Linked DNA regions of Mus musculus: region 1 is linked to region 2. A link is a loop called in an ENCODE intact Hi-C map of the cell type or tissue named here. Cell type or tissue: gastrocnemius. All regions are shown on one strand. Each heading gives the region's core, and the rest is flanking DNA. Links, peaks and the distances in the headings are about the cores only.

Region 1 (11,987 bases), core at 2,887-7,886, 170 kb before region 2:
TTTGGGTATGATTATAAAGGTGTAACACGGGTTACACAGTTAGCTTAAAAGTGGTAACTCAGGGTTAGAGTCATTTTAAACATGTGGCATAAACCAGCCCAGAAAACTAGGCCTCTAAAGATACTTCTAAATTGAGATAATATTTTATGTAATTCTTATCCTAAAAAGTAGACTTATAGAGATAAGATTTTAAAACAATGTCTCTTTAATGGAACATTAAAATTTGAACTGTCATGCATTAACGAATTGGCAGCCAAACTTCGTAACGTGATAGTGATGTTTCTAGTATTGATTTTAAGGAAAATAAATTGTTTAAAATTGGGTCTTGCTTTCCAAAAGTTATAGATATATGCTAATATTGCAAAAGAAACTTAAAAATCATGGTTAAATTTGCCAATGTTCCATTGACTGCAGCTTGCAGTTTGATTACAAATGTAAGATCTTTAATTCACCTGTATATTGTAATTAGGATAATTATAAGAGTAATCATCTTATGAGAGTGCTAATACAGCTCATTTCATACAAAACTGGGACAGAGTTATCTAGCTAGTCTTTGTGCATAGATTAGACCCTCAAACAATCAGTTTGGCTATAGCTGCTGCCTGGCAGGAAACTGCAGTACGGGCCATTTTTTCACAACACCAAAGTTGTGAAGAACGTTTTAACTGTAAGTCATCTTAAGAAAGAGTATCAAAAATTAGAGGCATAGACAGTTGAATTGTTCTTCTAAAATCGGTCCTTATTGCAGGAGGGCCAAGATGCTCAGATGAGTTAATGCAGGGCTCAAGACAGCCCCAGGGAAGCTTGTGACCTTCTTTTGTTTTGCAAACAGTGCCTGGGAAAGTTTTTCCCTGTGTTCAGGGACAGCCTGAGCTTGCTTCCCTGACGAGATCCCCCACCACCACCACACACACACACACACACACAAAACACCGAGATCAAGATCCTCGCAAAGTGGGGGATGGGTCTCCCCACTTTAAATTCAAGACCCTACAATTAGAGATCGAGCCTTGATCAGAGAACTTTGTCTTGGCTCATTATTTTTCTTACCATCCTTCCCATCCACCTCCAGCTTTCCTTTCAGGATGCCAGGAACCTGGGGCTGCTGGCCGCTACATTTCACCTCAAAGGCCCCATTCCTCAACACCGCCTTTCTGTATTAGCTTACTTTTCCCTGATATTATGATAAAATATTCTGACAAAAAAAATCTTCAAGGGAAAAGGTCTCATCTTGGCTCGAAGCTCAGAGTTCCAGGCTATCCTTGCAGGGAAGTGACAGCACCAGGAGCTTGAAGCAGCTGAGGTCGCCTCACATCCAGAGTAAAGAAGCAGAGAGCAAAGTGCGCAGGGGCTCAGCTCACGTTTTCCTTTTTATACAGTAGGTGCATCTCACCCCACCTCATCCCAATGAGAATGTCCCCACAGGAACTTCCAGAGGCCCATCTTCCAGGTAGCTGGATGTCTTCTCAAGTTGACGCTTGAGGTTAGCCATCACAGAAGAGTGGGAAAGCTCTGCTCCAGAGCCCAGGTGCTTTTTTGGTTAATACAGGTTAGTGTATCCCAAAAGGCTTCCTGCGATAGGCCTGTTAGCTCAAACACAGAGGTGGACAATGAATAGCCATGAAGGAATCTGAAGATAGCTGCAGATCATCCGGCCCTAGATCTGCAAAATCCCCACCATTTCACAGTCACTGAAGTTCAGCCTTTCACAAAGCTCACTTGTTCAAAGACCCTCCTCCAACATCACAGCTTGTACTTGCACGGAGACCAAACCTTATTCTAATGTTTTATTTCATGTCCCTTGGATCTGATACAGATGAGACTAAATCATAAGCAGGAACGTGGAAGAGGAAAGAGGAAAAACTGATAAAGCCGTGATGGAAGAAACTTCTGGATCATGTCAGGTCCAGGAGCAATCGTGACCCAGATGTGGTTTCGTGGTGATATCTGAATGAACATATCAAAAATACAACTAATGGGGCAGGGGATTATATCATCCTCATTTGTGGTTTTCCTAAAATCAAGATTAGCATTATTTTAATCACTTAGGTATATACCAAGCAAAATACTAAATAGATTGGATGAATTTCCATATGTAAATGTATCTGTAACTATTTAGCGACCTGGCACACTTTCTTGTTGGTGTTGTTGAAGGTGAATCCCATGCAGCACCTCTGAGGTCGATGTGGTCAGGTTCACAGGAGGAACTCAAACAAGTCTGCGGTGAGAAGTAAAACCTAAGGGTTTATGTCCTGTATTTTGGCTGCTCTGGCACTGGCTGGTTGGTAGTTGGTACCTGGAAAAAAAAAAAAAAAAAAAAAAAAACCTTCCTCTACAGCCAAAGGGAATCTTTGAAGCAATGTCTTTTTTGTTCTATTTGATGAAATCACCTGTTTGATTGGGGGAGGTACCTTTTCATCTCTTGAGAGCTCACTGTGCAAAGCTGTGACCTGTACTGCTATTTTATTTGTGTTTAAAAGGCCCTTATAATAGTGTAGGATTCCCTTTGATCCAGCTCATATAATTATAGATTAGCTTTCATAAGACACTGAGCTCTTATTTTATAAGGCGATAATGGATGTTTTCCAAAAGGGACAGAGATTTAGAAGAACTAATGCAAGTGTCTTAGACTACCAAAGCCGAACACTTTAATTAACGTCGCTCGCTGATATCAGGTCCACAGGGGATGATGACAGATGCTGGCTGGGCTTCAGGATCCCTGTGAGTATGTACAATAACGACGGGGACCAGTCGTGAGGAGACAGATCAGCTTTATGTGGATGATTCAAAGGTTATATAGTTTTGGGGAGAGCCGGGGGCAGGACGGTGGGGAAGGACCATTGGCTGAAGGTTTAAGGAACCAAGATGCCTCATTAGCATGGGGAAGCATTTCAGAAATCTCGGGTCCCTGCTGAACGGGTTCTTATCAGGAGATAGGAAGCTGGACCTGTAACCTTAACCAAGGTTATGTGACATTTCACAGGTATAGGGGGTGGGGTCTGGGGGTCCCTCTGGCTGAGAAGAGGAAACCTCACTGACAAAGGAAGTCCGCCATTCTGTACCAAGCTCAGAAAGCTATCAGGGCAATGGTAGACTTCAACCTTAATTAGCAGGGCAACAGACCCTAAGTCTTCACCAAGGGATGGAGTGTGCAGGGGATAAAGTGCACTGGGAGGAGGAGCTCCTTAGGGATGGCCACAGCAGGCTTGATAGTAAGTCTAGAGACAACAGAGGGAAGGCAATGGCCCTATAGGCTCATAGGGAAAGGCAGTATGAGGAGATGTGGCCTTGTTGCAGTGGGTGTGGCCTTGTTGGAGGAAGTGTGTCACTGTGGGAAAGCTTTGAGGTCTCAGAAGCTCAAGCCCGGCCTAGTGCATCATTTTCTTCCTGCTGCCTTTGGTCTGGATGTAGAACCCTCATCTCTTTCTCCAGCACCATGTCTACCTGCACACCCCCACACTCCCCACCAAGGTAATAATGAGCTAAAGCTTGGAAACCGTTAAATGTTTTCCTTTATAAGACATTCCACGGGGGCTGGAGAGATGGCTTAGAGGTCATCTAAGACATCTTCCAGAGGTCCTGAGTTCAATTCCCAGCAACAACGTGGTGGCTCACAACCATCCATAATGAGATCTGATGCCCTCTTCTGTTGAGTCTGAAGACAGCGTACTCACATACATAAAATAAATAAGTAAGTCTTTAAAGAAAAAAAAAAAAACTTTCCATGAACTAGGCAGTGGTGGTGCATACCTTTAATCCCAAGGGCAGGAGTTCAAGGCCAGTCTAGTCTACAGAGCTAGTTCCTGGACAGCCAGAACTACACAAAAAAGTGCTGTTTCAAAAGCCAACCAACAGCTGGGTGTGGTGGTGCACACCTTTAATCCCAGCACTCAGGAGGCAGAGGCAGGCGGATTTCTGAGTTGGAGGCCAGCCTGGTCTACAGAGTGAGTTCCAGGACAGCCAGGGCTACACAGAGAAACTCTGTCTCGAAAAACCAAAAAAAAAAAAAAAAAAAAAAGCCAACCAACAAACAAATAAGTAAGAGTTGCCATAGTCATGGTGTATCGTCACCACAGTGAAACCCTATTTGAGGCAAGTCCCTCTAGCTTTAAATGTGTATATTAAAGATAGAGTCTTCATATGTAACCCTGGCTGGCCTAGAATTCAATACCTAGCCTAGGGTATCCTCTAACTCATAGAGATCTACCGGCCTCAGCCTCCCAAATTCTAGAGTTAAAGGCATGTCCCAGCATTACCTGGTTTGTTGTAATTTCAACACACACACACACACACACACACACAGTTTTGATAAATCATCCAAGCTAACCTTAAACTTACTCTGTAGCCCATGAAAGCCTTAGACTGGTGGCCTTAAACCTCAGCTTCAAAGTAGCCAAAGTTACAGCTTCCGGTCCCAGCTGGTGTCCCTATCTTCCATAAATCAACTTAGTTCTGATCGCTACATCCCTGAGCTATCTAGGAAAGAGCATCTTTCATGAGGCTCAGAATCCTGCAGGTCTGGCATCTCTGGCTGAGTGCCTTGAGCTACTTCTCTTCAATGTATTTCAATCATCATCTGTGGTTCCTTCATTCGCTAATCAGACAACGGGCTAGAGAGACTCCACAGTTAAGAGCACTTAATTGCTGGGTTCACAGAGGACTAGACTTTGGTTCTTAGCATGCATGTCAGGCATCTACACACATACACATGAATACAAATAAAATCTTTTATATACAAATACAAATAAAAGCCGAGCATGTGGCACACACCTTTAACCCCAGCACTCAGGAGGCAGAGGCAGGCGGATTTCCAGGCCAGCCTGGTCTACAGAGTGAGTTCCAGGACAGTCAGGGCTATAAAGAGAAACCCTATCTCGAAAAATCTTTTAACAACAGCAAAGCCCGTGCAAGAGAACACAAATGCAGCATTAGATAAGTACAAATGGCACTCAATTTTCTGAGACATTCGTTCTCTCAGGACTGGAAGACAGAATGGGGGCTGGAGAGATGGCTCAGCAATTAAAAGCACTGACTGCTCTTCTGAAGGACCTGAGTTCAAATCCCAGCAACCACATGGTGGCTCACAACCATCTGTAATGAGATCTAACGCGCTCTTCTGGGATGTCTGAAGACAGCTACAGTGTACTTATATATAACAATAAATAAATATTAAAAAAAAGACAGAATGGACTCAGTGATGCAATTATTGCTTTCTTTTAAAACAAAGAATCTTATGAATCCCAGTCTGACGTCAAATCATCTATGTAACCAGAAGATGCCCTTGAACTTCTCCTGCCTGTATCTTCCAAGTGGACAACCTTGTATGGGTTATGCAGTGCCTGGCAATATACCCAAGTCACCACACATTTGAGGGAAGTCCTCTACCAACTAACTCCATCATCAGCCTTAAGTATCGCAAATAACCAAACTGTATACACCGACTACTGAGGAGTTAGATAGAATCGGGTGAAAAAATAAACTTTATTTTCCGTTTTTTCCGTCCATGAAATCGGAATAATGCTACACCTAATGTTTTTCCACCAGGTGGCGCTACAGCCCAGGGAATCCACCTCATTGATTTGCGACTCAAAAGAAATGAGGTCTGGTCAAGTTTTCTTGAATTCAGCTCCACTCCTAATGTTGGATTTGGCTCCACCACCAGATTCATAGTAGCAGAGGCCAGCCTGACCTACCTCGATTAAGTAGCCGTGACTATTCCGGTACTCTGGCTGTCCAGCTCATGTCGGTAACCTCATTACAAAGGTGTAATGATGATGGGAGGGAGGGGGCTCTCTAAGCACTGCTGTGCCTTTCACAGATAATAATTATCAGCTTCTGTGTGCCATAAAAAACTTAGTTCAACTGTTTTCAATGATGTTCAACCGATTTCAATGGGCTGCTGATTTCCCTTTCAGTTGAGATAAGACAGTTTTCACACCAATTATTGCTGGTGTGCACAGCTATGCTTAATAGATATGGGACCCTGTAGACTTTGAGAGAATCGGGTTTCTCAGTTCAGGGAGAATATGAAAAACTGCAATCTGCCAGGACAGCTTCATCGTACCCCAGCTCTGTCACTTATGGGTTTCAGATGTTTTCTTTCCTGTTGAGAAAAGAAGGGTCTGGCTCTGTCTCCCAGGCTGACCTAGAACTCGCTCCTGCTCCTGCTCCTGCTCCTCCTCCTGCTCCTCCTGCTCCTGCTCCTCCTGCTCCTGCTCCTGCTCCTGCTCCTGCTCCTGCTCCTCCTGCTCCTGCTCCTCCTGCTCCTGCTCCTCCTGCTCCTGCTCCTGCTCCTGCTCCTCCTGCTCCTGCTCCTGCTTCTGCTCTCCTCCTCCTGCTCCTGCTCCTGCTCCTCCTGCTCCTCCTCCTTCTCCTCCTCCTCCTCCTCCTGCTTCTCCTCCTGCTCCTGCTCCTCCTCCTCCCCTCCCCCCTCAAATGTTGGTATTATAGGTGTGTGCCATCACATACAACTTTACAAAACTACAGATTTATTGACTCTCAACCAGGACTTCTTTCATTCATTGATTTCTGGTTTGCAAGTTTTGTGTTTGTTTGCGACCGAGTCTCACGTGTCCCAGGGTGGCCTCAAACTCCCTGAGTACCCAAGGATGAACGTGAACTCCTGATGGTCCCTATTCTACTTGAGTGCTGGAATTATAGGCGCTTTCTATCACATCTCATTTTGTTCGCCTCTGGGGACAGAGGCAAACAAAACCCAGAACTCTGTACGTTATAAGGCAAACATGCTATCATCTGACCTACATCCAAGCCTATATAGTTACTTAGACTTACTATAGATCCAGGAGGATCTCCTGCTCCAGCCTCTACAACCACAGTGTCCTATCACCATATCACCCACACAGCTCAAGCATTCTACCATCTGTCACACCTAGCTGAAGACTGCCAGGTAATGCAGTGCGTGCCTGTAAGCTCAGTACTCCAGAGGCTCGAGCAGGAAGACCTGGAATCAGGCTAGCTTGGACTCTATATGTATATTAGATTTTAAGGGGGAAAAAATTAACCTTTCGGGGCCCAAGGTTTTAACTTTGCCCCTGAAACTTGAAAGGCACAACATCACCTGGCGAGGTCATTAAATGTAAAATCTAATTCAATAGGTTTGGCGTGGACCTGAAATTCTGCATTTCACTTATTTCTCTGAAGACAGAGTCTCAGGTAGGTAAGCCATGTTGGTTTCAAATGCCCTTTATATAGCTAAGGATGACCTAGAAATCCTGACCCTCCTGCCTCAGTCCTGAAGCACGCTCTCTCTCTCTCTCTCTCTCTCTCTCTCTCTCTCTCTCTCTCTCTCTCTCTCAAACTAGTGATACTTTTTTTTTTTAAAATGTCTGAGTGTTTGCACACCTGCATGCCAGAAGAGGGCATCAAATCCCTTTATAGATGGTCGAGATTCACCGTGAGGCTGCTTAGAATTGAACTCAGGACCTCTGAAAGAGCAGCAAGTGCTCTTAACTGCTGAGCCATCTCCCCGCCCTCTTGCAGCTTCCTCATATAAGAGGTTAGTAGCTAATATTGAACATGGGAGATGCTTTTCTAAACTAAGAATTGAATAAACTATCTCTACATCAGTGTTGGGAATTTGATCTCTTCACTGATTAAAATCCCAGGTCCTCACACTTGCATAGCAAGCACTGTCCCCACTAGGATAGCCTGGAGCCCCCGTTTTCTTTGTGTTTGTTGAGATAAGGTTTCATGCCACCCAGGCTAAGCTTTGTTACATACCAGAGACCACACTTGAATTTCTTACCTTCCTGTCTTCACTTCCTAAGTGCTGGGATTAGTCTTGAACTAACATGCCCAATCTACATTTTTCTTGCAAGTTTTCCTTCCAATATCAAATAAGAATGGCTTTACGTACTTAAGAAGTAGAAAGAGAAGCTAGAAAACAAGCCACCAGTTGAACTATACTCTGTGGCCTATGGCTACCTTTTTAAAAGCCCCCCAGTTTTCTATGGAATAGCCCAAGCCACTCCCTTGAGCTGTGAATAAAAAATCCTTTTAGGAAGCTTCTGCATCAGAGAGTACTCGCAGCCCTTAGGGAAGATGCACTTTAGAAATGGGCAGTGTCCCTGCGAGGTGTTCTTAGAGTGCTGGCATTTTCTTCAATACGCTTTTGTAATAGGGGAAATTACTATTCCAAAACACAAGCTTTAAAGACCTGTTAGCACACTGTGGTCTGAGTAACCCTTGGAGACCATGCAATCCACTGGCTAGACAGCCTGGAAACAGCCACTCGACCAATCCACTGCCTGGAAACAGTCTTGGTCCAATCAGCCTCCTAGAAACACTACCCCAACCAATCAGGGGTTTTCTAAGAATTATTTTTCTGTAAAATCTGCCCCTTGTTGCCTGACAAACCGAAACCAGAATGATAAAATGTACCTGAATTTGCTTCTACACTGACTTTCTCAGCCCCAGATGGGCCGTGGCCAGCTTGACAGACAAGCATTCTCCCTTCAGTGGGGTTCCTGCTGCAACAAGTAATTTTTTTAAACCACATCATAATCATTTTGGGCTGAGGTAAGAAAGAGATTTCAAAATATATTATTGTAGTTGTTCCAATGTGGATTCATGTGAGGAAGTTTTGGTTTGGGGTGCAGTCCTGGCTACCCATGAGAGTGAGCTGCAGTGTTTTAAATCCCTGGTACCCAGACCGACTAAGTCTGAGTTTCTTCTCATTGCTGGTGACTGATTGGGTGTAGATTCAATCAGAGAAGTCTCACCACACTAAGTCTTAGCAGGATCAGCAAGCTCCCGGAGAGGTGGTTCCTGGTGAGTTTGCTTTGTTTTTGTTGTGTGTTGCATTGTAAGTTTTTCTGCCTGGGGACTGTAAATAGGAAGGAAGTTACAGAAAGACACCAATGGTAAGGGCAGGACTGGGTCATCTGAACTCACTGAGGGCATGTCGTGGTGGTGAGGTTTACGGTTGCCGTGTTGGAATGATTTTACCCTTCCTGTTATAACACCGTCATTTCACACCATTTGTTGGGGACCCTGGGTCTGTATTTAAAGTTTCATTCTACCATTCGCCTAAAGTCAATCAAAATGGGGAAGTGAGCATATATTTGGTGAGATATCATAGGGTAAGGAGTCAGCTTTGCGGTCGGTACGTTCACCATATACAGCAAACTAAGAGTTAATACAAAATGGTTGAGGTGACCCAATTGCAGACGCAGGGCTTCCTAAGAGGTGATCAGTAAGCTGCAGTGCCAAGTCTCAGAGAGGAGCCTGCGGCACTGTGTTCAAATGCATCCCCAGGACTGCTCTGCAACCAAAGAGATTGTTATCTAATCGCTTCTGTAATGTGGGTGAGCATTTCAGATATCGCTGTAGTCATGGAAGGTGTTGCTGGCTGTGTAGACTGGGAAGGAAGACTCTGGAGACAGGGCATAGAGAGAGAGAGTCTCTATACCTTTCTGGAACCATATGAAACAGAAAATACATCTCTATGGGGGTTCTTCTCTAAGGGGGTGCTTTCCTGAATTATTGAGATGGTAGGAGAAAAAAACTACATATATTCTAGCCAACTCTACCCAGTGTGTCATCAGGCCCTTTGGGTAGTGGAACTCCTTGGGGGATTATCAAGCCAGATCCCCTCACAACCTGGCTCTGGGAGTTATAATCCTAGTGCAGCCTGGTCCTTAGAAATCTTCACTAACCGGGCATGGTAGCATTTGCCTGTGATGATGAAGCTGGAGGATCCGTGTGAGCTCCAGGCCAGCCAGGGCCCTCTTACAAGAGTCAGGCTCTAAAATCAAAACAGGGCTGCCCAAGATGGCTCCACTATAAAGACACTTGTCACTAAGCCTAGCAACTTGAGTTTTATCCCTATAGTCACGTAATGGAAGGAGACAATCCATTCCCCAAACTGTCCTTTGACCTCTGTACAAGCACTGTGGGGTGTGCCCTACCCTTATGTGGTCTCTGTCTCTGTCTCTGTCTCTCTCTCTCTCTCTCACACACACACACACACACACTCTCTCTCTCTCTTATTCTCTCTCTCTCTCACACACACACACATGTTTAAACATTAAAACAAAAGTAACTCTCCAAGAATGATATAAAATAGGAAAAGAATTTTTAATAATTGTGGGGTTTTTTTGAGATTATAACATATCATTTCCCCCTTCACCTTTCTCCTCCTAAACCTTCCCAACCCACATTGCTCTCTTTCAAACTTATGGCTTCTCTTCCTTTAGTTGTTGTTCCACACATGCATACGTGCATAAGCACACACACACTTAAATGCATGAATACAACCTTCTCAGACTGAATAATGGTACTTGTATGTATGGTTTCAGAACTGACCGTTTGGTGATGGATACGATTGGTGTGCTCTTCCCTGGGGAAGACTATTTCTTAGTTGTCTATAGTTCTCTGTGAGGCACTGAAGTCTCCTGGGCTCCCACCCCCATCCATGTCAGTGAGGGAACAAATCTTTTGGGTTCAGACTCCATCTTAGAGAGTCTGACCTAAGGTTGAACTCAAGTTAAGTAATAGGCTACCCCCAAACAAGGCCTGTGTCTAGCACCAGTTTCCAGGTTATTCCCCAACAAATCTACACCCCCAGGTTACAAGCCCACTTCTAACATTTCACTTCTTAACAACCACAAATCAGGAGGAAAACAGAAGTTAGGTTTATGGTTTGGCTCCCAGCACCAGTCAATTATGTTAAGGCCATAATGGGCCCCCAATCAGAAGTGTATCAGGCTAAATGACCCTTTCTTGCCTCTCTACATGCTTGGCTGAAACTAGGCTCAGGGCTCCACCTTCCTGCTGTGTCAGGGTTGGCAGAGACCCTACTTCAATTACATTGAAATCCGCTTCTTGGTGGTCTTTTGGGGTTCACGGCTGTTTCCTGGCATAATTGTTCACATGTCTGTTGTTGCTCTAGTTCAGCTCCTTATTGGGCAGTTGTGTTGGCGCAACCTTATGAGTGTGACTTCTGCCAATACTAGAAGACATATCACAGCAAATTCCCTGCTGTTCTGGCTCTTACAGTCTTTGTGTGCCCTCGTCTTCTATGATATATCACAACTGAACAGGAGTCACATTGGAGGTTTATCCGTGGGACTGGGCTACACAACTCTACATTTTGATTAGTTTTAATTTTCTATAATGGTCTGTCTGTTGCAAAGAGAAGTTTTCGTAGTGGGAGGTGATGACTATATTTATGTGGGTAGACCCTGAAGAAGGATCAAGATTTTTTTTTTAATTGAGGCAGGGTCTTTTGTAGCCCAGACTAGCCTTAAGCTTTCCATATACCCAAAATCTACTGAGCCTTCTGGCTCAGCTTCTCAATTTCTGGAATTATAGTATGGGACCACAACTCCCAGTGTATGCTGTACGGAGAGGCAAGCCCTCTGCAGCTTAGCTACATCCCCATGCCTTAAGGAAAGGTTTCAAAAGATAATTATATTTACATTTTATTTTGATTTGTATGAGTTTGGGCCTACATGTCTGTCTATGTATCACATGCATCCCTGGTACCTTTGGAGACCAGAAGAGACATCAGGTCCCCTGGATTTGAGTTATGGGCAGTGCCAAGCTGTCATTTGGCACTGGGAACCAAGCCCAGGTCCTCTGAAAGAGCAGCCAGTGCTCTTAGCCACCCAGCATCTCAGCGGCCCTGCATCTGCATTACATCTTAGTTAGAACCGACTTTTCTTATTCACCTCCATTAACCTCAATAATAAAAGCAGACCCCTTGTACATGAAGAACATAGGGAAAATTTTGTTCTTCTGGTATTTAAAAGGTACCTTAAAACGTGTTAAAGGACCGAGGAGGGAGTTGAGTTGGTAGAGTGCTGCTCAGCAGGCATGAGGCTTTAGGTTCTATCCTCAGCAGTGATGAGCAGGCACGGTGGCACATGTCTGTGGTCCCAGCACTTGAGAGGTAGGGGCAGATATTCAAGGTCATCCTTGACTATAAAGGAAATTTGAGGCCAGCCTGGGCTACATGAAACCCC
Region 2 (11,987 bases), core at 2,720-7,719:
GAAAGTGTATTGAGATCATCAAGAGAAGAAACACAAGTCACATATAAATGAAAACCCATTAGAGTAACAGCTGATTTCTCATTGGAAACTTTGAAAGCCAGAAGAGTCTGGAGCAATGCTTTCAAAGTCCTAAAAGACTGTGATGGGAAACCGAGACTAATATACCCAGCAAAACTATCTGCCATAGCTCAAGGAGAAAGCAAAAATTCATAATATAAAAAGTCTTTTAAAATTATACCTAAAGGGCTCAGCAGTTAAAAGCACTGACTGCTCTTCCAGAAGTCCTGAGTTCAATTCTCAGCAACCACATGGTAGCTGAAAACCATTTGTAATGGGATCTGATGCCCACTTCTGGTGTTTGAAGACACCTACAGTGTACTCATCATATACATAAAATAAATAAATAAATTTTAAAATTACACCTAAAAAAACAAATACAAAGGAAATTTAGGAAGCAATATTGTGGGCTGAAAAGAAGAATGAGCACAGCTAATAGACTGTGGAAAGAAATACAAATCCATGATTACCAACAACACAGTGATCACAACTAGCATACATGTTTCAATAACAACTTTAAATACAATGGCCTCAATTCTCTGATCAAAAGACATAGGTTGACTGTGTGGATCAAGAAACAAAATCTGTCGGTTGGTCTACAAAGAACACAGCTTTCAAGATAAAAACTGCCTTAAAGAATAAACAAACATGCTCTAATCAAATGGAGCCAGGAAGCAAGCAGGCATTGTTATCTTAATATCTGACAAAATAGACTTCAAGTTGAAATTAATCAGAAGTGATAAAGAGAAACACTTCATTCTTATCAAGGGAGTAGTTAACTAAGAAGACATTTTTAAAAATGCACTACTGGATTTAAAGACACAGATTAAAACCAGTCATCAATAGTAAGTGATTTCAACACCCCACTTTCTCCAGTAGACAGGTCATCTGGACAAAAAATAGACAAAGACACATCAGAATTAAATGATATCATACATAAAATGAGAAAGAGGCAGAGAGACAGAGACAGAGAGAACTAAATGGGAATGGTGTGAACTTTTGAAACCTCAAGCCTACCCAAACTGATGCACCTCCTCCAACAAGCCCACTTCCCAAACATTTCTACCAACTGAAAAGCATGAAATCAAACACCTGAGCCTATGGGGGCCATTCCCATTTAAACCACCACAGATATATAACAGTGAGGAGATTGAAACGATAATTAAAGAACCTTCCAGCAAAGAAAAAGTTCAAAGCTAGATGATTCACAACATAATTCTATAAGACATTTAAAGAAGACCTTTTTCTTTTCTTTTTTTATTAAATATTTTCTTTATTTACATGTTAAATGTTATTCCCTTTCCTGGTTTCCCCTCTGAAAACCTCCTATCCTCTCCCACCTCCTCCTGCTCACCAACCCGCCCACTCCTGCTTCCTGGTCCTGGCATTCCCCTATACTAGGGCATAGAGCCTTCACAGGACCAAGGGTCTCTCCTCCCATTGATGACCGACTAGGCCATCCTCTGCTACATATGCAGCTGGAGTCATGGGTCTTTCCATGTGTACTCTTTGGTTGGTGGTTTAGTCCCTGGGAGCTCTGGGAATTCATATTGTTGTTCCTCCTATGAGGCTGCAAACCCCTTCAGCTTCTTGGGTACTTTCTCTAGTTCCTCCATTGGGGACCCTGTACTCAGTCCAATGGATGGTTGTGAGCATCCACTTCTCTATGTCAGGCACTGGCAGAGCCTCTCAGAAGACAGCTATATCAGGCTCCTGTCAGCAAGCTCTTGCTGGCATCCACAATAGTGTCTGGGTTTGGTGGTTGTATATGGAATGGATCCCCAGGGGAAGCAGTCTCTGGATGGTCATTCCTTCAGTCTCTGCTCCACACTTTGTCTCTGTAACTCCTTCCATGGGTATTTTGTTCCCCCTTCTAAGAAGGATCAAAGTATCTACACTTTGGTCTTCCTTCTTCTTGAGTTTCATATGTTTTGTGGATTGTAGCTTGGGTGTTCTAGGCAATGCTTTTTAAACTATTCAAAACCAGAAGCCGAAGGATCTCTCCCAAATGCCTCCTATAAAGTCAGTGTCACTCTAATATCCTAGTCAGGTAAAGGCACAAGGAGATAAAAGCTCAGGCCAGTCTGTATTCCTAATAAGTATAAACTCAAAGGTGCCCAATAAAATACTTTCAAACAAAATACAGATACATACCAAAAGCATTATCCACCATGAAAAAGTTGGCTTTACCCTTGAGATTCAAGGATGAATCAATACACACAAGTTAATAAATGTGATAAACCACATGGATATAAAGATAAAAATCACATGGTCACATCAATAGACGAAGAGAAAGCCTTTGACAGAATCCAAAGTGACTTAATGATAAAAGTCTCAGAGAATAGAAGACTGGAGGGAACCTTCTTTTAACATGATAAAAGCTATCTATGAGAAACCCACAGCCAGCATCATTGAAAATGGAGAAAAACAAAGCAATCCCCCTGAAGTCAGGAACAAGTCGAGGCCATCTACTATCCTCATTTCTTTTCAATATTAGATTTGAAGTACTAGCTGGAGCAATAAGTCAAGAGAAAGAAATTAAAGGCATACAAATAGGGAAAGAAGTCAACTGTCCATATTTGCAGATGACATGCCAAATTAGAGATCCCAAAAATCCTACCAGAAAATTTCTACAAATGATAAATCCAACAATGTGGCAGGATACAAAATCAACTTTCACAGATCAATAGTTTTCCTATACATCAACAACAAACATACAGAGAAGGCACTCATGGGCACACTCCCATTCACAGTAGCTTTAAAGAAAGGAAAATATCTAGTAATAAACCTACACAAGGAAGTGAAGAGTCCTACAGTGTCGATTTTAAACCTCGAAAGAAAGAGATAGACAAAGACACTACAAAGTAGACAGATACCCCCATGCTCTTAGGTTGATAGAATTAATATTTTTTGAATGATCCTTTTACCAAAAGCTATATATAGATTCAATTCAATTCCAATCAAAATCCGCATCTCATTCTTCATAGAAAGATAAAAAAAAACAACTATCTTAAAATCTACATGGAATTACATATGAATTTGTGATTCCATGGACAGCTAAAACAGTCCTGAGCAAAAAGAACAGTGCTGGGGGTAGGGACTACTATTCCAGATTTTTTTTTAAGATTCTTTAAAAATTTTTATTTTATGTATGAGTGCTCTATCTGCATGCCAGAAGAGGGCACCAGATTCCATTACAGATGGTTTGTGAGCCACCATGTTGTTGCTGGAAATTGAACTCAGGACCCGTGGAAGAGCAGCCAGTGCTCTTAACTACTGAGCCATCTCTCCTACCCCACCATTCCATGTCTTAAGCTATATTCCAGACCCAAAGTAATAAAAATTATATGGTACTGGCACAAAAACAGACATGTAGACCAATGGAACAAAATTGAAGGCCCAAACATGAGTACAGGTGACTTCAGCCATTTAACATTTAGCAAAGAAGCCAAAAACATGCGCTGAAGAAAAGAAAGCATCTTCCACAAATACCGCTGGGGAGATGGATGCCCACACACAGAAGGATGAAATTAGACCCAAATCTATCACCTTGTATGAAAATTAACTGCAAATAGATCAAAGACCTAAGAAACTTGAACACCAAAACTTCTAGAAGAAAACACAGGCAGTACCTTACATGATTTACATGATATAGGTGTAGGAAAGGACTTTGTGAGTAGCACTCATTTGCCCAAGAGTTAAAGTCAACAACTTTGCCATAAAACTAAAAATCTGCACAGCTAAGGAAATAATCACCCTGGTGAAGCGGAGGCCCACAGAGTGTGGGGGAATTGTTGTCAACTATGCATCTGACAGAGGATTAATATCCAGAATATACAAAGAACTGAAAAAGAAAGGAAGGGAAGGAGGGAGGGAAGGAAGGAAGGAAGGAAGGAAGGAAGGAAGGAAGGAAGGAAGGAAGGAAGGAAGGAAGGAAGGAAGAGAAGGACGGACCCATTTAAAAAATGGACCTGGAACTTGAACAGAAAGTTCTCAAAATAAAAAAATAAAATAAAAGTGGATAAAAATATCTAAAACAGTATTCAGCATCTCTTTAGCAATTATGAAAATTTAGATCAAAACAACTTTGAGATCTTCAATCTTATCCCAGTGGGAATGGCAAAGGTCAGCAAAACAACTAACCACAAATGCAGGAGAGGATGCCGGAGGAAGGAATCCCTCATTCTCTGTCGGTGGGAACCGGTGTGGAGCATCCTCACAAAGCTAAAAATAATCCTACCATCTGATCCAGCTCTAACACTCCTTGGCACACGCCCAAAGCACTTGCTGTCCGACTCCACAGGCATTGATTTGGCCATGTTCATTGCTGTTCTATTAATAACAACCTAAATACCCTTCAAAGATGAATGGATAATGACAATGTGGTGTGCGGTCCCCTGCCCCTGATCATCCAGAGGCTCGGGATAAGGAGGAGCTGGGCAGTGGGGTTTCAGGTGGGGGTGAGTGTGAATGACCTGTGAGACTGTTTTAGAGAACAGCTTGTTTGTTGAATTAGTGGGGCTGGCTTATATAGCTCCAGTCAGGGGAGGGGGGCGGGAAGAAAGAGGGAGGGCAAGGGGGAGGAGCTGCAGCAGAGGCAAGGGCCTTCCGAGAGCATCAGCTACATTAGCAGACTGCCGGTCACATGATTCTGAGAAGCCAGTTCTCTGGAGGGAAACAGTGGCCTATCTGGCTTTATGGAGATGTGGCTTTTGTCTCTATGGAGGTGAGTAGGTCCAAGCCTCATCAGGGTAGAGAGAGATCCCATTCCTGCTCTGTTCTCTGAGAGATGTCTGAGGTGTGAGCAATGTTCTACCATCCCTTATCTGGTCTGGGGACCCACACTGTAGTATACATACAGTGTATATGTATTCAGCTGTAAAGAAAGATGATATCAAATCATGAGTTTCGCAAAGAAATTAATGGAACTAGAAAAGATCGTAGTGAGCTAGGTAACCCAGACCCATAAAGACGAATACCAAATGTTCTCTGTCATCTGAGACTTTCAGCTCAACGTCTTCAGATGTGAGAACATATCTTAAAATAAATGCAGAAACCAGAAAAGTAAAAAGAAAAGGGGGCCACTGTTGGTGATCAGGCAATAAAGAGGGGATACCAGGGCACACGTGATCTGACTGGGCAAAGTGGGAGGGGGTGTCTAATTAGAGAGGGAAAGGGAGACAAATACAGGAGAGAGAGGAGGGTAAAATAACAGTTAGAATGTCTGAGGAATTATATTGTTAAGTATCTACCATACACTTAAGTCTGTATATAAATACATAGTTTAAATGAAAATTTCCCACCTGGGCTGATAATGCTTCCTTCAAGAGCTGAAGACTATCAACCAAACCCCCAGCATCAGGCATGAGAAGCCCTCTGTTGAGTTGGTAGGCAGGGTTCTCCAAGAGTCTCCAAACATTACAGACTGTTGCTGCTGCCCTTGGTTGCCCTCTAGAGGTGGAAGGTAAATCACTGTTGTTCAGACACAGACGCGGAGCCCCTGAGCTGGAACTTGTAAAGCTTCCTCCTTTGAGGACCAGAAGGCACCATGAAGCTTGCAAAGGAAGAACGGTCCTACCCAACGGCGATGCCTATGAACCACAATACCAACCAGCGTGGCAAGAGAACACCAAGGGTACAGCAGTGGCACACAGACCTTGGCAGTAACCAGCAGCTCTCCCATTGGTCTTAAGACCAGCTCAACAAGGGTGAAATCATGCCTGGTGGTTTCAGCCAACTACTCAGGCCTCATGAAGTCATGGATGTTAGAGAAGTACTTTACTAAACCAGCGGAGTCCCTAAGGACACTCTAAGTATCTGTCCTTAGATATGTAGATAAGGGTAGTCCTCATGCTTTATCAAGGAAAATTCTCTTTGCAACGGACAGAGACCACTGCAGAAAACCACAACCAATCAAAATGCAGAGTTGTGGAGTCCAGTCCTAACTCATACATCTATGAAACACTCCTAAGACCCAGGGATCCTTTTGGAAGAGTAAGTGGAAGGATTGCGTGATGGTTTGAATAGGTACGGCCCCCACAGACTCACGTGTTTGAACGCTTGGCCCATGGAGAGTGGCACTAATAGGAGGTATGGCCTTGCAGAATAGATGAGGCCTTGTTGGAAGAAGTGTTGCACCAGGGCTAGGGAGGGTCTGATATAAGTTCAAGCTACGCCCAGGAACAGTTTTCTTCTGCTGCTTTCAGATCAAGATGTAGAACTCTCAGCTCCATCTCCAGCGCCACATCAGCCAGTATGCTGCCATGATTTCCATCATGACGACAATGGACTAAACCTCTGAAACTGTCCTTTGTTCTTGCGCGCGCCCGACTTGACCAACAAGAACGATCTTGTGCGCGCCGCACTCGACCAGCAAGAATGACGCTGCAACAGGATCCTTCTGCACACGTTTATTGGGAGAGCTTGATTGCAGAGGTGAAGAGACCCCAAGCCCAGAACTGGTGCTGCTTTTATAGGCCTAGGAGAGGCGTGTCTCACACCCGGATTGGTTATGCACTACACCTCATTTGCATGTTCCTCATCTGATTGGCTACTCTCTCTCTCTGTACCTCACAGAGCCTCATTATCATACCTCATTTGCATGTCTCACATCTGATTGGTTATACTTTCAAAGCCTCATTATCATGCCCGGGCCAGGCAGTGTCTTTGCAAAAAACTTTACTGCATATGTACACATTGGTTGTTTGTCCAAACTTATGCGTGGTGGCCAGCAGTAGTCAGTGCCACTCTGCAACGGCACATGTGGCTTCCCACAGAACGACACTGCAACAGGATCCTTCTGCACACGTTTATTGGGAGAGCTTGATTGCAGAGGTGAAGAGACCCCGAGCCCAGAACTGGTGCTGCTTATATAGGCCTAGGAGAGGCGTGTCTCACACCTGGATTGGTTATACACTATGCCTCATTTGCATGTTTCTCATATGATTGGCTACTCTCTCTCAGTACCTCACAGAACCTCATTAACATACCTCATTTGCATGTCTCACATCTGATTGGTTATATTCTCAGTACCTCATTAACATGCCCGGGCCAGGCAGTGACTTGGCAAAAAGCTTTACTGCATATGTACACATTGGTTGTTTGTTCAAACTTATGCGTGGTGGCCAGCAGTAGCTAGCACCACTCTGCAACGGCACATGTGGCTTCCCACATCAAGAGCTGCCTTCATCGTGGTGTCTCTTCACAGCAAGAAAACCCTAAGTCAGACTGTAAGAGCTAGGGGATCAGGGAATTTTCTGTGAGATAGTAGGTGGGTGATAGTGAGCATTAACCATACCCAAAGAATTACAGACAAGCAAGGAATTCTGGGAGTGGGAGAAATCTTCAGGAACCAGCACACCAATGGTTCTCAATCAAATGATTAACCCTGAAAATATACATACAAGTAATATTATACAGACTGAGGAGGCCATATTTATGTACTTAGTAACTTATATATATACATATGTATATGTATATATATATATATGTGTGTGTGTATATATATTTGTGTATCCCTATATATGCATATATAATATATGTATATATTTCTAAATGTATAAATACATGTCACATATAAATATCATGTGGTAGTTTTTCTTTGAGACCCTAAGAAAAAGGAATTCGACTGAACATTACATACTAGAGGCAAAATTCAACAGAGTTTCTTGGTCTTGGTTTCCTTGTCTCATTAGGATAGCAAACAACAGGTGATTTCTAAAGTGCAGTCCAGGATCCTTCTGATAACATCTAGACAGAGGCACATTTGGAATTGTTCAGTACCACATGGCTCAATTTTGCTAAGCAAACTGAAAGAGGCTTCTGTGGAGAATAAGAGTCTTGGAGGAACTTAAGGGAAAAACCAATAGAACTCCATGGTGACCCCAATGTCAGCCCCCTTGACAACCGTTCAGCTACAGAAACCGAGGCAGCAGATGTGACGCCTCCAGATGGCAGTGTGAGCTCAGCGTGGTTGGAGAGTCGCAGTGCCCTGCTGATATCAAGGATGAGCGACAAGGGGAGATGTTCTCAGACTGAATGCAACAGAATATTTAAGACAATGCAACACACCTCCGAGGAGTGTGAGCATGAAGAGATTTTTGGATGCTAGATTAGGAAATGTTTTTCTAGGGCTTAGTAGATGAGTCCATTGCTGCAGTGCCTGCGGCACAAGCTTAAGACCCTGAATTTGAGCGTCCTGGTTACACAGAAAGCCTAGGCCTGGGTATATAACCTTGGCACCGGGGAAACAACGTGGACAAGTGGATTCCTAGAGCTCACTAGCCAGTTTAGCCATTCCAGGTTCAATGGGATACCCAATTTTAAAAAGGTGCAGAGTCACCAAAGAAAGTATTAGCCTTAACCTCTGGCCTCCACAGGCACCTGCACACCCCCTACACACATACCTTGTCATTCAGGACCTCCTCCAAGTGACTGGCACCATTTTCTGGAATTCTGCTGGGCCGGCTGGCAAAAGATTATCATAGTTGGGCAACTGACTGCTTACCTTCCCTCTTAAGTCCCTTTCCTGAGTATCCGGCCATCCTTCCTAGTCAGCTGGATGTAATTCTGCCCTAATTGCACATGCCTTGAGGTCTTGGGGAGGACAGAAATACTAATGTAACCTGTACTCTTCTGCCGTAATTGAGTGGCAGACACAGTGACAAATAAGGGAAAGATTTGACAGAATAGGATATGCCTGACTCTCAGAAGAGAGAGGAGAGGGAAGCTACTTAAGAGAGAGAGAAAAGAAGGAAGAAGGCAGTTTTACTGGGACAGACAGGTTATAGAGAAAGAACATGCTAGACACAGGTGAAGATAGAATAAGCCAGAGAATGAGAAGGAGCCAGAAGATTAGAACAAATTGCCAGAGTTAATATGAAGCCAAGCAGAGCAACTCAGTGAGAAGCTGAGAGAAGCCAGACTGAATCAGTCAGCTTGAAGATGCGTCTACATGAAGGACAGGCTCATAGCATCTGCGGAGATTTTATAATAAGGCCTCTTCTTCCACCAGGAGGCTCCCCTCCCAGAAATGAGAGGAGAGAGGCTTGTTATAGAACCCTTTCTGTGTTGGGCCCTGGCTGTTTTCTGCAATTACAAGAGCTCAGAAGGCTTTTGTTTTTGAGCCTCTCTACTGAGTCATATGGTCCACCAACTCACGCTGATATGTCATGGAAGGAGACAAAGTTATCACACAGCAGAGATGCCTGAACACCCATATGTATTGCGGCACTATCCACAGTAGCCACACGACACCAAGAGGTTCTAGTGGAATCAGGCATGTGGAATTCCATACGCAGTCAGCTTAAACTCCCATCAGTGCATCACAACTGGATAGCCTGGCACACAACTACACACATGCACACATATAGTAACTCAGCCATAAGTAAGAATGAAACCACGTGGTTTTCAGGAAAGGGGGTGGAACTAGAGATCAAGTTGAGCGAAATGAGACAAACTCAGAAGGACAATTGCCACGTGATAAGGAATCTAGATTTTAAAAAGAAAACATGAAAGTGTGAGAGAGATTTTAGGAAGAGCAAGAGAGCCAGGAGATGGGGGCAAGGGTGATGGAGCAGGAATATGATCAAAACGTGTTATGAATGTGTAGGAAAGTCACAATGAAACCCCTTATTTTAGGTGGATCCTCCGCTGGGCATGGCTGCTTGGGGAGGCAGAATGTGGAAAGTTTGACCAAGCTTACCCGACCCTGGGCTGTAGGGAAGCGCGGAGACGCCCTCCTGGGGCAGGAAAGCACAGTCTGAGATGCTGGAAAGTCTGAGTTGGTTCAGGGGTCTCCAGGCCTGCGATGAGGCCAGGGTCATGGGATTCTCAGACTCTTGGACATCCAGGTGCCTCTGGGAGTGGCAGACAAGAATGGAGTCAGGGTTTGAGGCCTGGGGACAACGTCTAGCCTGGGGCTGAAGAGATGGCTCAGTGATTAAGAGCACTGGCTGCTTTTCCAGAGGTCCTGAGTTCAATTCCCAGCAACCACATGGTGGCTCACAACCATCTGTAATGGGATCTGATGCCCTCTACTGATGTGTCTGCAGAGAGCAACAGTGTACACATATAAAATAAATCAGTCAGTGAAAGATTCTTCTGAGCCCTGGGTAAATACGTTTCTGTAAATAAGTCAGACCACTTTCCCCATTGTTCATCCTTGTCCCAAACATTTAAAGCTACTGTACAACACTGCTCTAAGGTGGCATCATTGAACATAATCTGCTGAGTTAATTCTTTACCCAGCACACTAACCTTCACCTAGCAACTGATTCCTGGCAATGTTAATGCCTCTCGAGTCCTATTGCATTGCTCCATAGCTCTTCTCTCCACCGTATCAACCATTGTAGTTGAGGGCCAGGTCGTAAGATGGCTGACATGAAATCTTTCCAATCTTTTGGAATTATACCATTTTGCATGGGCCAGTTATTAAGCATCTGTTTCACATAAGGTGATTGTATGCCATAAGCTACCATTGCCTCTTTAAATCTTTTTAGATCTAGCATCTCTATGGGCTTCTATCCAAAATCTTCACAGCCTTGTATGTTTCTCTCACCTGGAGCTGTCTTATTGTAGTTGAAAGAGAAAGAAAAAAGAAAGAAAGAAAGAAAGAAAGAAAGAAAGAAAGAAAGAAAGAGAAAGAAGAGAAGAGAAGAGAAGAGAAGAGAAGAGAAGAGAAGAGAAGAGAAGAGAAGAGAAGAGAAGAGAAGAGAAGAGAAGAGAAGAGAAGAGAAGAGAAGAGAAGAGAAGAGAAGAGAAAAAAGAAAAAAATCGTTGTTGGTCTTCTAATGGGACTAGACTGCCACCCTGAAATATCACCACTAGGTGGCAGCATAGGCTTTCGATTGGATTTCTCAGACCTAGCAAGACAATTCTTTTTCTGATTTGAAAAATCCTCTAATTTCTGTTTTATTGCTTTTAATCTAGCATTCCATCTCTCAGTTCTTTCCTTATTTAATTCTACTTTACTTTTATCTTTCTTAGAACGGACATAAAAAACTGCAATTATTACCAAACACATAATTAGATCTATGTTTATAATTAAAACAAACCTATACAGGGTCCAAACACCCTCTGACAGTGTTTTCCATTTATTTTTAACTCCTTCCCTACTCTTCCTTCAGAGACTTCACTTTATTATATTTAAACTTAGTATTTCTTTCTTTGACGGTCTATAGTTTCCTATTTTCAGTGTTTATGCACACTTACAAAATATTTCCAATTACTTCTCTTTTACCACTTTCAATCTTTGATAATTATTTCTGTACTTAAGTTTCTTTAAACTCTGTCCTCTGCAAATTGCCCGTTCCGAACATGCATTACTGATTCTGAGATCTTCAGCCTTTGTTTCTTTCTAGAAAGGTGCAGCTCCAGGTACGGGGCTCAGGGATGTGTTAGGTCCTGCCTGGGAGCCTGTGGTCTCCACCCACTGCACTTGCAGCAGCAGCTGGCCGGAGAAACTGCAGCGGCCAGGTGACCTATGCCCACCTGAGGCGCCAGCAACCGGCCAGACCAGAAGGGGCAGTTGCCTGAGCTGCACCATCTCCTTCTCTTGGTCTCTCCTAGGCTTTTGCAGTCGCCATGGCTCCACACTCTTGTGCCTGGATTCTCTCGTCTGGCTCCTGTGTCTGGAACTCGTGGCCTAAGCCTGAATCGAGTGCCTAAGTTTGGATTTTGTGCCCCACATTGGTGTGCTAAATATTGCGGTGTTTTCACGGACCTACTTACCTTTTAAATAAGTCAGAAGAGTTCTAGATAGTTTAAATCTTCAGGCCTTGCTGGGACAGAGTCGCAGCTAGCTTTTAACTTAACCTGACTTCCCGGCACTGTGTCCCCATCACAGGCCATCTCTTCACTTCCCTGATCCATCCCACTCTCCCGTCTGTTTCCTTCTAGTTTCCTGCCTCTGCCTGCCCAGAAGTTCTGCC

The links. Hi-C counts contacts between places; a loop is a spot of excess contacts. Peaks named below come from ENCODE experiments on the same cell type or tissue, not always from the same donor. Only the 100,000 strongest peaks of a DNase experiment are listed, where the experiment ranks them.
Region 1: it touches region 2 in a loop (7-fold over the local background); 28 of 42 quality-filtered maps call a loop at or near these places.

Annotation. Positions count from the first base shown.
Region 1 is chr4:33,286,546-33,298,532 of GRCm38, reverse strand. No RefSeq gene overlaps it. Among named protein-coding and RNA genes, the nearest start is that of Rngtt, 18 kb to the left of the region's middle. In gastrocnemius, for the core only: CTCF peaks have their summits at 5,544 (motif pointing right) and 7,377 (motif pointing right); a DNase peak (open chromatin) is centred at 5,561.
Region 2 is chr4:33,118,218-33,130,204 of GRCm38, reverse strand. No RefSeq gene overlaps it. Among named protein-coding and RNA genes, the nearest start is that of Gabrr1, 8.3 kb to the left of the region's middle. In gastrocnemius, for the core only: a CTCF peak has its summit at 5,509 (motif pointing left); DNase peaks (open chromatin) are centred at 4,330, 4,636 and 5,519; H3K27ac peaks cover 380 bases.